Regions from separate parts of the Mus musculus genome. Here region 2 is linked to region 1. A link is a loop called in an ENCODE intact Hi-C map of the cell type or tissue named here. Cell type or tissue: left cerebral cortex. All regions are shown on one strand. Links, peaks and the distances in the headings refer to the core of each region. The heading gives the core; the rest is flanking DNA.

Evidence for each region. Hi-C counts contacts between places; a loop is a spot of excess contacts. Peaks named below come from ENCODE experiments on the same cell type or tissue, not always from the same donor. Only the 100,000 strongest peaks of a DNase experiment are listed, where the experiment ranks them.
Region 2: it touches region 1 in a loop (5-fold over the local background); 1 of 42 quality-filtered maps calls a loop at or near these places.

Annotation. Positions count from the first base shown.
Region 1 is chr1:87,680,151-87,684,911 of GRCm38, forward strand. It overlaps Inpp5d (inositol polyphosphate-5-phosphatase D), which reads left to right. Exons shown (of 27, transcript NM_010566.3): 7 at 1,339-1,419; 8 at 1,537-1,608; 9 at 3,593-3,716. Among named protein-coding and RNA genes, the nearest start is that of Gm33470, 42 kb to the right of the region's middle. In left cerebral cortex, for the core only: a CTCF peak has its summit at 2,527 (motif pointing right); no DNase peak of the experiment used is centred there; H3K27ac peaks cover 950 bases.
Region 2 is chr1:87,484,451-87,489,211 of GRCm38, forward strand. It overlaps Ngef (neuronal guanine nucleotide exchange factor), which reads right to left. Exons shown (of 13, transcript NM_019867.2): 5 at 3,349-3,501; 6 at 1,706-1,835; 7 at 149-223. Among named protein-coding and RNA genes, the nearest start is that of Snorc, 17 kb to the left of the region's middle. In left cerebral cortex, for the core only: a CTCF peak has its summit at 2,291; a DNase peak (open chromatin) is centred at 2,098; H3K27ac peaks cover 1,955 bases.

The DNA.
Region 1 (4,761 bases), core at 997-3,496:
GACTCTTGCCGCTGTAGAGCCCCTTTCCTTGGGGAGTGCAGAGAAGTGCTGCTAGAGAGGTTCAAAAGAAACACAACAGTCAAAATAGTTGCTGGCCAAGGGAGGGCATGTGCCCTGTATCGGGCCTGCAAAGCCCTTTCAACAGTGTAGCCAAGGCCATGTTTGACAGTACAAGCCTGTAAGCCCATGCATAAGCAAGGGCTGGGATAAAGGGCTACTGTTCAAGTTAGTTATATACACATCAAGTTTGTTCATCTTACATCCTTAGGTAAGGGTGGGTAGCTTGTTAGCTCCACCTCTCCAGCAGGAAAGCATGTCCACGGTAAGGTAGATACTGTAGAGTTTAGCTTTGTTTTGACCTTTCTTTCTTCGTTGCTTGGGATTGTACTTGGGACCTTCACTCATGCAGCCCATGTTTCAGCCTTGCATAAATCTATAAATATATGGTTGGAGTCAGGTCCAGCATATGTGGGTACCAGTCCCAGTCTGGTATAGCAATTTATTAGCTATTTGTCTTTAGACAAGTAACTATAGGGTTCTGAGCTGTAATGGCCACCAAACAGGTCCTTTAAGTATCTTTATTGGCCAAACACCAGGGTTAAAACACTGAACACAGTATGGTGGTTTCAACTGTCATGGAGTCCACATTCTAGCAGGGGAATTTTACACACAACTCACAAATGATACAGACCACAGCAGGGTGATTTGACAGAGACAACGAAGGGCTTGCCTGAGCTGCAGTAGTCCGGGAGCAGCTCTTGATGGGATCTGAGATCTAGATGGCAGAGCGCCCTTCCTAGATGAAATCCAAGCCTCTGGTTACTCCTCAGCAAGAGTAGCTGGAGGAAGACCAGAAGTGAGGAGGAAAAGGCTCAGAGTGGAGCATCTAAGCCTGCAGCACCTCCAGAGACAGGCTTTGGAGCTTGCCTGTGGTTCAGCCTACTGTGGGAAGAGACCAGTGAGGGTTTTAAGCTGTGGGGATGGGTATATTTTGGAAGGCGAACAAGAACACCAGCAGCTCAGGCAATGTAGGAGGGCGGGAAGGTGATGGATGATCGAGGACGGCCCCAGAGATTTTAAGGACTGTGTAGGTGGGGTGAGAAGCACTGTGGGTGAGGTGGAGTTAGAGGGAAGAAGTGAAGATCTATTTTTTTGGCCATGAGGAATTTGGGGTGCACACACACACATACATACACACCCCATCATGTCCTTGTCTACAGACGGGGTGATAATGGTACTGGAAGGTAGAAGGTGGAAAGAGGACCAGCAAGGAAGGTATCCAGTGCCCACCCCACAGCTCACCCTCAGACAGACCTTGTTCTCATTTTCATTACCCAGGTGCCCGGAGAGGCCAGTCCCATCACCATGGTTGCCAAACTCAGCCAATTGACAAGTCTGCTGTCTTCCATTGAAGATAAGGTACTCACAGGTGTCCTGTAGCACCTCCTGATTTCTCTGCAGTCCCCTATTTGCACTGAGTGTCCAAGTCCCAGGTTCTGCATTCCTATGACTCGCTGACATTCCTGCTGTCCACAGGTCAAGTCCTTGCTGCACGAGGGCTCAGAATCTACCAACAGGCGTTCCCTTATCCCTCCGGTCACCTTTGAGGTGAGTGATTCTGGAGCAGTATTTGGCCGTCGGTTCCTGTGAAGAGAGTGCTTTTGATTTAGGCTGTGAGGAGCGAGGAACTCAATGGCAGAGAATAGTAGTCAGGCCAGCCACCTCGCTGGGGCAGTGGGTAAACACTAAAATCGCTGCCTAAATGCACCAGTGAAGTACCCCTCATGGGAGGCTGCAACGAAAGAGCTCCCCATTGGTCCAAGATGGTATGAACCTCCTTAAAATAGGAAGGAGAAGTGACATCAAACTGAGGGCCACACGTTGCCTATAAAATGGTGTCTGGTACAGGAACAGTGGGAGAAAACAATTATTTTTGTTTTGGGGGTTTGGTTTTTTTGTTTTGTTTTGTTTTGTTTTTTTGTTTTTTTTTTTTGAGACAGGGTTTCTCTGTGTAGCCCTGGCTGTCCTGGAACTCACTTTGTAGACCAGGCTGGCCTCAGACTCAGAAATCCACCTGTCTCTGTCTCCCAAGTGCTGGGATTAAAGGCGTGCGCCACCACCACCCAGCTTTTTAGTTTTTTGTTTCTTGTTTTTTGGGGGAGAAAACAATTCTTATGATTTCCTTAAAAATGACTGGCTTAAGTGGAGACCTAGAAAGGTGGTTCTTTCTCTTTCTTTTTCTTTCTTTCTTCCTTTCTTTCTTTCTTCCTTCCTTCCTTCCTTTTTTTTTTTTTTTTTTTGTTTTTCGAGACAGGGTTTCTCTGTATAGCTCTGGCTGTCCTGGAACTCACTTTGTAGACCAGGCTGGCCTCGAACTCAGAAATCCGCCTGCCTCTGCCTCCCAAGTGCTGGGATTAAAGGCGTGCGCCACCACGCCCAGCTCCTTCTTTCTTTTTTTAAAGGTTTATTTATTATTATACATAAGTACACTGTAGTTGACTTCAGATGAACCAGAAGAGGGCGCCAGATCTCATTACAGATGGTTGTGAGCCACCATGTGGTTGCTGGGATTTGAACTCAGGACCTCTGGAAGAGCAGTCAGTGGCTCTTACCCACTGAGCCATCTCGCCAGCCCAGGTGTATTTTTCTTAATGGACCCCCATGATTCTTGTACTTCCAGCTCAACTTGGTCCTGCCTTTATGAGACACCCCACTGCCCACCCCAAAGCCCTCTTCATCCCTGAGAGGAGTCTCACAAAAAACAGATTTCCATTTCTTCTTACCACCTTGGTTTTTTAAATTTCACATTTATCTATCATCTGTCTGTCTGTCTGTCTGTCTGTCTGTGTGTCTGTCTGTCTATCGTGTGTGTGCTGAGTGAGTGAGTGAGTGAGAGAGAGAGAGAGAATATGAAGGAAAAGGACAGCTTGCAAGAGTGGATCTCTCCTACCGTGTGGGTCCCAAGAGATTGACTCCAGATTGCCATGCTTGGTGGCAGATTCCTTTTCCCACAAAACCATCTTGCCTGACTTCTCTACTGCTCCTGGCTTTAGGGGGGCTTTTTTGTTTGTTTTTATTTTTGTTTTCATGAGATAGGACCCCCAAATAGCCTCCTTGAGTCTACCTAAACCTTCCACCACACCCAGCTTAGCTTTTCATTTTCTAAACATGTCTGCGTAGGAATCGTCTTCCTAATTATTACCAGTCGATGTTCAATTAGCGGTTGTAACAAGGCCCCAGAGTGTGAATCTATTGCTAAGATTCTTTCCGGAAGTAGATGACACATCAGATTAATAAGTGTTGTCAAACTCATCAGTGAATGAACCATTTCCCAACAGTTCATCTGTTTCCTCCACCAAATCTGTTGGTGGAGCAGCTGGGTTACACATGGGCGAGCTGGGCTCAGCCGCGGTGCCAGCCATTTTTCCAGCATGCTATGGAATATAGGGGTGTTATCAGGCCAGGGTGGGAAAAGCCTGGGAATAGCGAGCCAGATAGCCTCACCCGGGACATTGACCATCCCAGCCATGTAGATAAATCAGAGTTGACATCACCAAAGCCAGCCACTGACTGCATGTCTTATGCTCTGAAGGTGAAGTCAGAGTCCCTGGGCATTCCTCAGAAAATGCATCTCAAAGTGGACGTTGAGTCTGGGAAACTGATCGTTAAGAAGTCCAAGGATGGTTCTGAGGACAAGTTCTACAGCCACAAAAAAAGTAAGCCACCCACCCCAACCCTGCAACACACACCCCATGTTCTGGTTCCTGTGTGAGAGCTCTTATGAATGACCAGTGACTAGATGTCAACAGCGACTGTCTTAGTTACTTTTCTATTGCTATGACAAAACACCATGACCAAGACCACTTACAAAATAAAGTGTTTGATGTGGGACTCACAGCTCCAGGGGGTTAGAGCCCATGACCATCACAATGGGGAGCATGGTACCAGGCAGGGGAGTGTGGCGTTGGATCAGTAGCTGAGAAACTACGTCTTGGTTCACAAGCATAAAGCAGAGAGGGCAAACTAGAAATGCCGTCAGCTTCTGAAATCACAAAGCCCCGCCCCCAGTGCCACATCTCCCCCAACAAGGCCACACCTCCCAATCCTTCCTAAACAGTTCCAGCAGTTGGAAACCAAACATTCAAATATATGTGTCTATGGGAGCCATTCTCATTCAAACCACCTCAGTGATTGTCAGCAAAAGCCAGTCCCACCCCCTTTGCAGGGTAGTCCCTGTCCATGGGTGCTCCCCAAGCCGCTCCCTGCCTATGGAAGTCTTTTCCTGATACAAGGGCACTCCTTAGGGGCCTCCCCTGCATACTTAGCCGCCAGCCCTGAAAATGAGATTATAAATTTGTCACAACTGCCCCATAGCAGTCCTGTGTACACACGGTGATTTCATGTGTCTGTGTGACTGTCCTCTTCCCTGCAAGCATGCAGTTACCTCACTGTGCCGGGACAGGCCCTGTACTCACGGTATTGTTGGCAGAGCTGCTGGGTTACCACCCATAGCAAATCACTAACCCTGTGGAGCTGAAGTATATGAAGCCTGCGTCTAAATGGTCCAAACTCTCACTGCCGCTCTGTCACTTGGCAGCTGGGGGACCTTGACCCGTCTCTCTGAACCTCAGTTTCCAGTTCTCAGGGATGAGAAAGATTGAGTGAACAACATGAGGGACAGCCCAACACCCAGCTTCCTTTCCACCAGCTCTCCTCATGGACACCGTTGAGCCACTGCAGCTCTTCTGTCTGTTGTACTGT
Region 2 (4,761 bases), core at 1,076-3,575, 200 kb before region 1:
CCCCCCTTAGTGACTCTTCTGGACTGCAAAAGTAAATCTCAGAATAAATAAATGAAATGCTAAGAGATCACAGTAACAGAGGAGATCAGTAGGGACAGTGACCTAGAGGGAAAACGGACCCCAGGACACACCGGTGGAAACAACTCACCATTTCTAGCTCCTTGTGGGCATCCAAGGCGGTGCCTTCACGTTCAGACCTCTCCTCCACTCTCTTCAGGATATTCTGAAGGCAAGATGGAGCTGCGTTACCCCACTCTTCCTCTTCCCCTCCCCGTCCTCCCTGGCAGTGGTTATCATCTCTCAGGTGCAGCTTTAAAAATGCAACACACATAGCCCTTGGCTGGATGGACAGAGAGCACGGGGTCCTCAGCCAGGCCAGGGGTGGATGCCTTGACCCAGCATGCTAATGGGAAGCCCAGAACTCAGTAGTTTAGGCCCCGAGGGCCGGTAGATACTTTATGCTGTTGCAGAACCAGCGGCCCATCGAGAGCACAGCACAGAGGCAGTGCAAAGCAGCAAGGGACCCTGGTCACTCAGGCAGGGGTAAGGGCTCGCTCTGTCCCCAAGTGAGACACAGTGTTTACACGGGATCCTCCCTCCCTCCCACTCTCCCTCCCTTCTGGGGTGGTCACTGGAGGCTTAGTCATCAGGGTCCTGGAGGCCTGGCTGCCTGACTGGTCTCTTTACTGTAACACATCTTTTCTCCTAACCTTTAGTTTTCTTCAGTTCACAGTTAACATAGCTTCTCAGGCTGAGTATAACCCTGTCTACTCTGTACTGGCCGGTTTTGTGTGTCAACCTGACACAGCTGGAGTTATCACAGAGAAAGGAGCCTCCCTTGAGGAAATGCCTCCATGCGATCCAGCCTTAAGACATTTTCTCAATTAGTGATCAAAGGCGGAGATCCCATTGTGGGTGGTGCCATCCCTAGACTGGTAGTACTGGGTTCTTTAAGAAAGCAGGCTGAGCAAGCCAGGGGAAGCAAGCCAGTAACATCCCTCCATGGCCTCTGCATCAGCCCCTGACTCCCAAGTTCCTGCCCTGTGTGAGTTCCTGTCCTGAATTCCTTTGGTGATGAACAGCATCGTGGAAGTGTAAGCTGAATAAACCCTTTCCTGCCCAACTTGCTTCTTGGTCATGGTGTTTTATACAGGAAGAGAAACCCTAAGTCAACTTTCCTCTACGCCTGCTCTCACCCTCTGTAGCAGCCACAGTGACAAATGTCAGCCACATCAGGTGAGGATGGAACCTGAGACATCCTCCCCCTCCCCACCTCTTACCTACACCTCTGCAGTCCTTCTCATCATGCTTTATGACTCTTGTTTCCCCAGTACCTTTGAACTTTCAGGTTTCTCTATATACAGTGTTCTTTCTTCCAGATGTTGATGCCACTGGCTCCTCTAAGCTGAGCCTCACTTAAATCTTGCTTGTCTTTCTTGATTCCTCCAATTGGCAGTAACCAGGCAGGCACCCTCGACTGGGTTAACTCATTGCTAACCCTGACAGCTATGCCCACTTTTCTGGATATGTCTGCCAATCTTTACTTCTGGAATATAGCTGAGCCCTCATTGCTTGGAGCACAGTAAGGCCCTAATTGGCCCTTATTTAACAAATGGATTCTCTAAAATACTAGTGGAGAGGTAGAAGGAGCTAAGGCTTGGACAGGGGAGGCCTGTAGAGCCCAGGGCATGGTCAGGGGTCACACCTGGACCAGCAGCTTGAGTCTCGTGATCCTCTGGAAAGGCAAGATGAGGAAGGAGGAGAAAGGCAGGCCCTTGCATTTGGGGTCCAGCTCCAACTGTGCGATCAGTTCCCGGAAAGCGGCCTTCTCCTGTCTGAAGATCCAGACACAGGGGGCTGTCTCTGAGCTCAGGCCCTGGAGGTGTGAATAGAAGATGCTTCCCCCACCCTCTTCTCCCTCCCCTTCTCATTTTTCAAAATGGAAAATAAACTGTTCATGTAAACGTCAAGTAACAATAGTGGCTCCATATGCCTGGCCATGAAGACTTGGCAAAGCATGATTTGTGTGGGAGGGGTAAGAATCCCATTGTAGCCAAGGTTATGAATCAGACATACAATTAGATGACTTCATCAGGCAGGAAGCCGAGGCAAGGTAAACCCACGGAGAGATGCAACCCGCTGCAGGCTTAAGGCACCTGCCAGGAAAGCCTGAGCTATTTTTGACAGGTGGCCTGGCCACGTGGCCCAGTGCTGCCGAAGGCCAGGAAGACAACTGCCAGAGACTTACTGCAGGGTAGCAGCAGACATCAGGGCAGTCACTGTACCTACTGCTAGGGGGAGCAGAACCCCCAGCTGCACCCACAGGGCAAAGTTCCATGGTGACCAGCTATCCTGGGGATTCTTGGGAACTGCAAGACACAGACATCTATTCTGCTTGCTGCTTAATCAGAGAAGTAGCACCCGATTCCCACCACTTCCAAACAGTCACTGGGAAGCACCCAGATGAATGCCTAGATACTCAAAGCTTAAAATGTCCACTTCAACCATGTGGCTTGATAGAAAGGCCATCAAATCCAGATGCTATTTGAACAGTGGGCATGTGGCACACTGAAACCTTTCTGGCTCTACAACAGAGCCTAGAAGCCATGGGGAACTGACTCTGTCACAAATGACTAGAAACCCACCCACTGAGTCAGCTGCAGTATGCTTCTTAGTGACTGTCACAGAACTGCCACCTTTGACCCACAGCTTCTTAACACAGTAGCTGCTGCCATGTGCCAGGCAGAGTTTGCCAGCCTCCTCAGGCAACCTGGGTAGATTTGTCTGTTCTAATGAGGCCCTCAACCTTGCCTTTGTTCTCAGGGCACCCCAGAGACCCCTGTACCTGGACTGTGTATGGGACTGCAAACCTGGTCTTGATTTTCTACTATAGGTTCTCATACTGGAAAGACTTTTGTCTTGCTTTGTTTGGTTTGCGTGGGTGGGTACCAAAAGGCAACCCCTTCCTTGTGGTCCAAAGGAAGGTCGTGAAATGGGAGACTGTCTCCTAGTTCACATGCAATGCATGACAAGCCAAGACTCCTTTCTGCCCACCACTGGCTTTCTTACTACTTCAAACCTATATTTCCAATGTTCTAGACCTTGGATCATCCCTGTGGCTATACATTCTTTCCTACAGGGATTTCTTGGCTGTTCTGGAGACAGGTCTGGAGGCTTCAGATGACTCCCCTGGAGCACAGGCAGACTACTGGTTTTCTAGTGACACCAAGATCTCAGGGAACATGCTAGAGTCAGATGCTCTCACCCACCTGGCTAAATTGTGTGACTTAGTGTGGCCCTGGGGAATGCCCAGGCAAGGATGGCTGAACCCAGGCAGGGTATACTCACAGGAGCTGCTTGTATGTCCTTTCCTGGTAGGTCTGGTTACTGACGTAAGTGATATAGACCGAGAAGTGATCAGCTGCGTAACGGTACACGATGTCGCACACATCCGAGATAACAATGTTCTCCTCCATGCGGTGCTCTAGCTCCAGCAAAAACCTGCGAGAGACAGAGGCTGGGCTGAAGGTCCCTGAAGGTGCCTGGAGATTAGTGTGCCGGGCTGGACAGACCAGCACTCTCTCCCAAGGTCGGTGGGACTCTGCATGCTCTGTGCTCCTCTGAACACAACAGGGAACAGCCATGGTTTTAGGTGGATAACACCACCAGAAGTATGCAGAGGGAGAGAGGGCATGAGGCTCATCTTTTAACTCTTACTGTGTACTGATGTGTTTGCAGGTGTAACAGAATGATGCGCAAGCTGTGTCTCACAATGGTCCCCTGGGTACTAGGAGTGGCAGGGATTGGATGAACCTAGACTGGCATCATGGCCACCACTCATTAAGCCAATGGACAACGCATGGGGAGTGTAACATGGGGGTCTCTACTTCTGTGTTGTGGAATTTTTCAAATTAAAATCAGAGTTGGTGTGTAAATAGCAAGCTCAGAGATTGCACGGGTTGCTCTGGCATCGATGAGCCATCACCCTTAGAAGTTACTGGATAGGAGGATAGGATGGCTGCCAGCAGAGGCAGAGACTCCGAAGAAAAGGCAGGTGTCAGTGCAAAGGGGCAACTGGAGGGCCCACACACAGACAGCAAGAGCAATCGGGCTTCCACATGTGACACTGAGTGACCCTCACTGTAGGGGAGGGATGTCTTCGCCATGCCCCACCTAATCTGAATGTGGGAAGTTGGCCTAGTGCTCTCCAGGATGCTGGGAACAGCTCAATGAACCTTTCATCCTAATTTCTCTCCTCTTCCTCCTCCTGGTCTTTCTCTTCCTCCTCCTCTTCCTCCTCTCCCTCCTCCTCTTCCTCCACAAGAGCTCACTTCCACCTTTACCCAAGTCCAACCTCAGGAAACACAGATCCCACATCCTTTCCTGGATTGCTGGATGCCTCATGGAGAGGAGAAAGAAGCAGCAATCTGGGCTCCACTGGCCCTGGCCTGCAGGGAGCTTAGGTTTTCGTATTTCCATGTGAGCAGTTGTTCCCAGAAGACCTTGGGCATTGTCATGAGACCCACACAGATTTGCATAAGATTCAGCTCAACATCACTCTAACCAGTTAGGAGAGCCCTCTAACTCAGAGCACCATAAAGATGCACAGGTCTCAGAGGCCAATGGGAAGAGACCCAGGGCTACCAACTGGCCAACCTGCTGGAGAAGACAATGGGCTTTTTGGTTTACATCTGTGTGTGTGTTGGGGGGGAGGGGAGTCAGAGGTCAAAGGTCAACTTCAGGTGTCATTCCTCAAGAGCC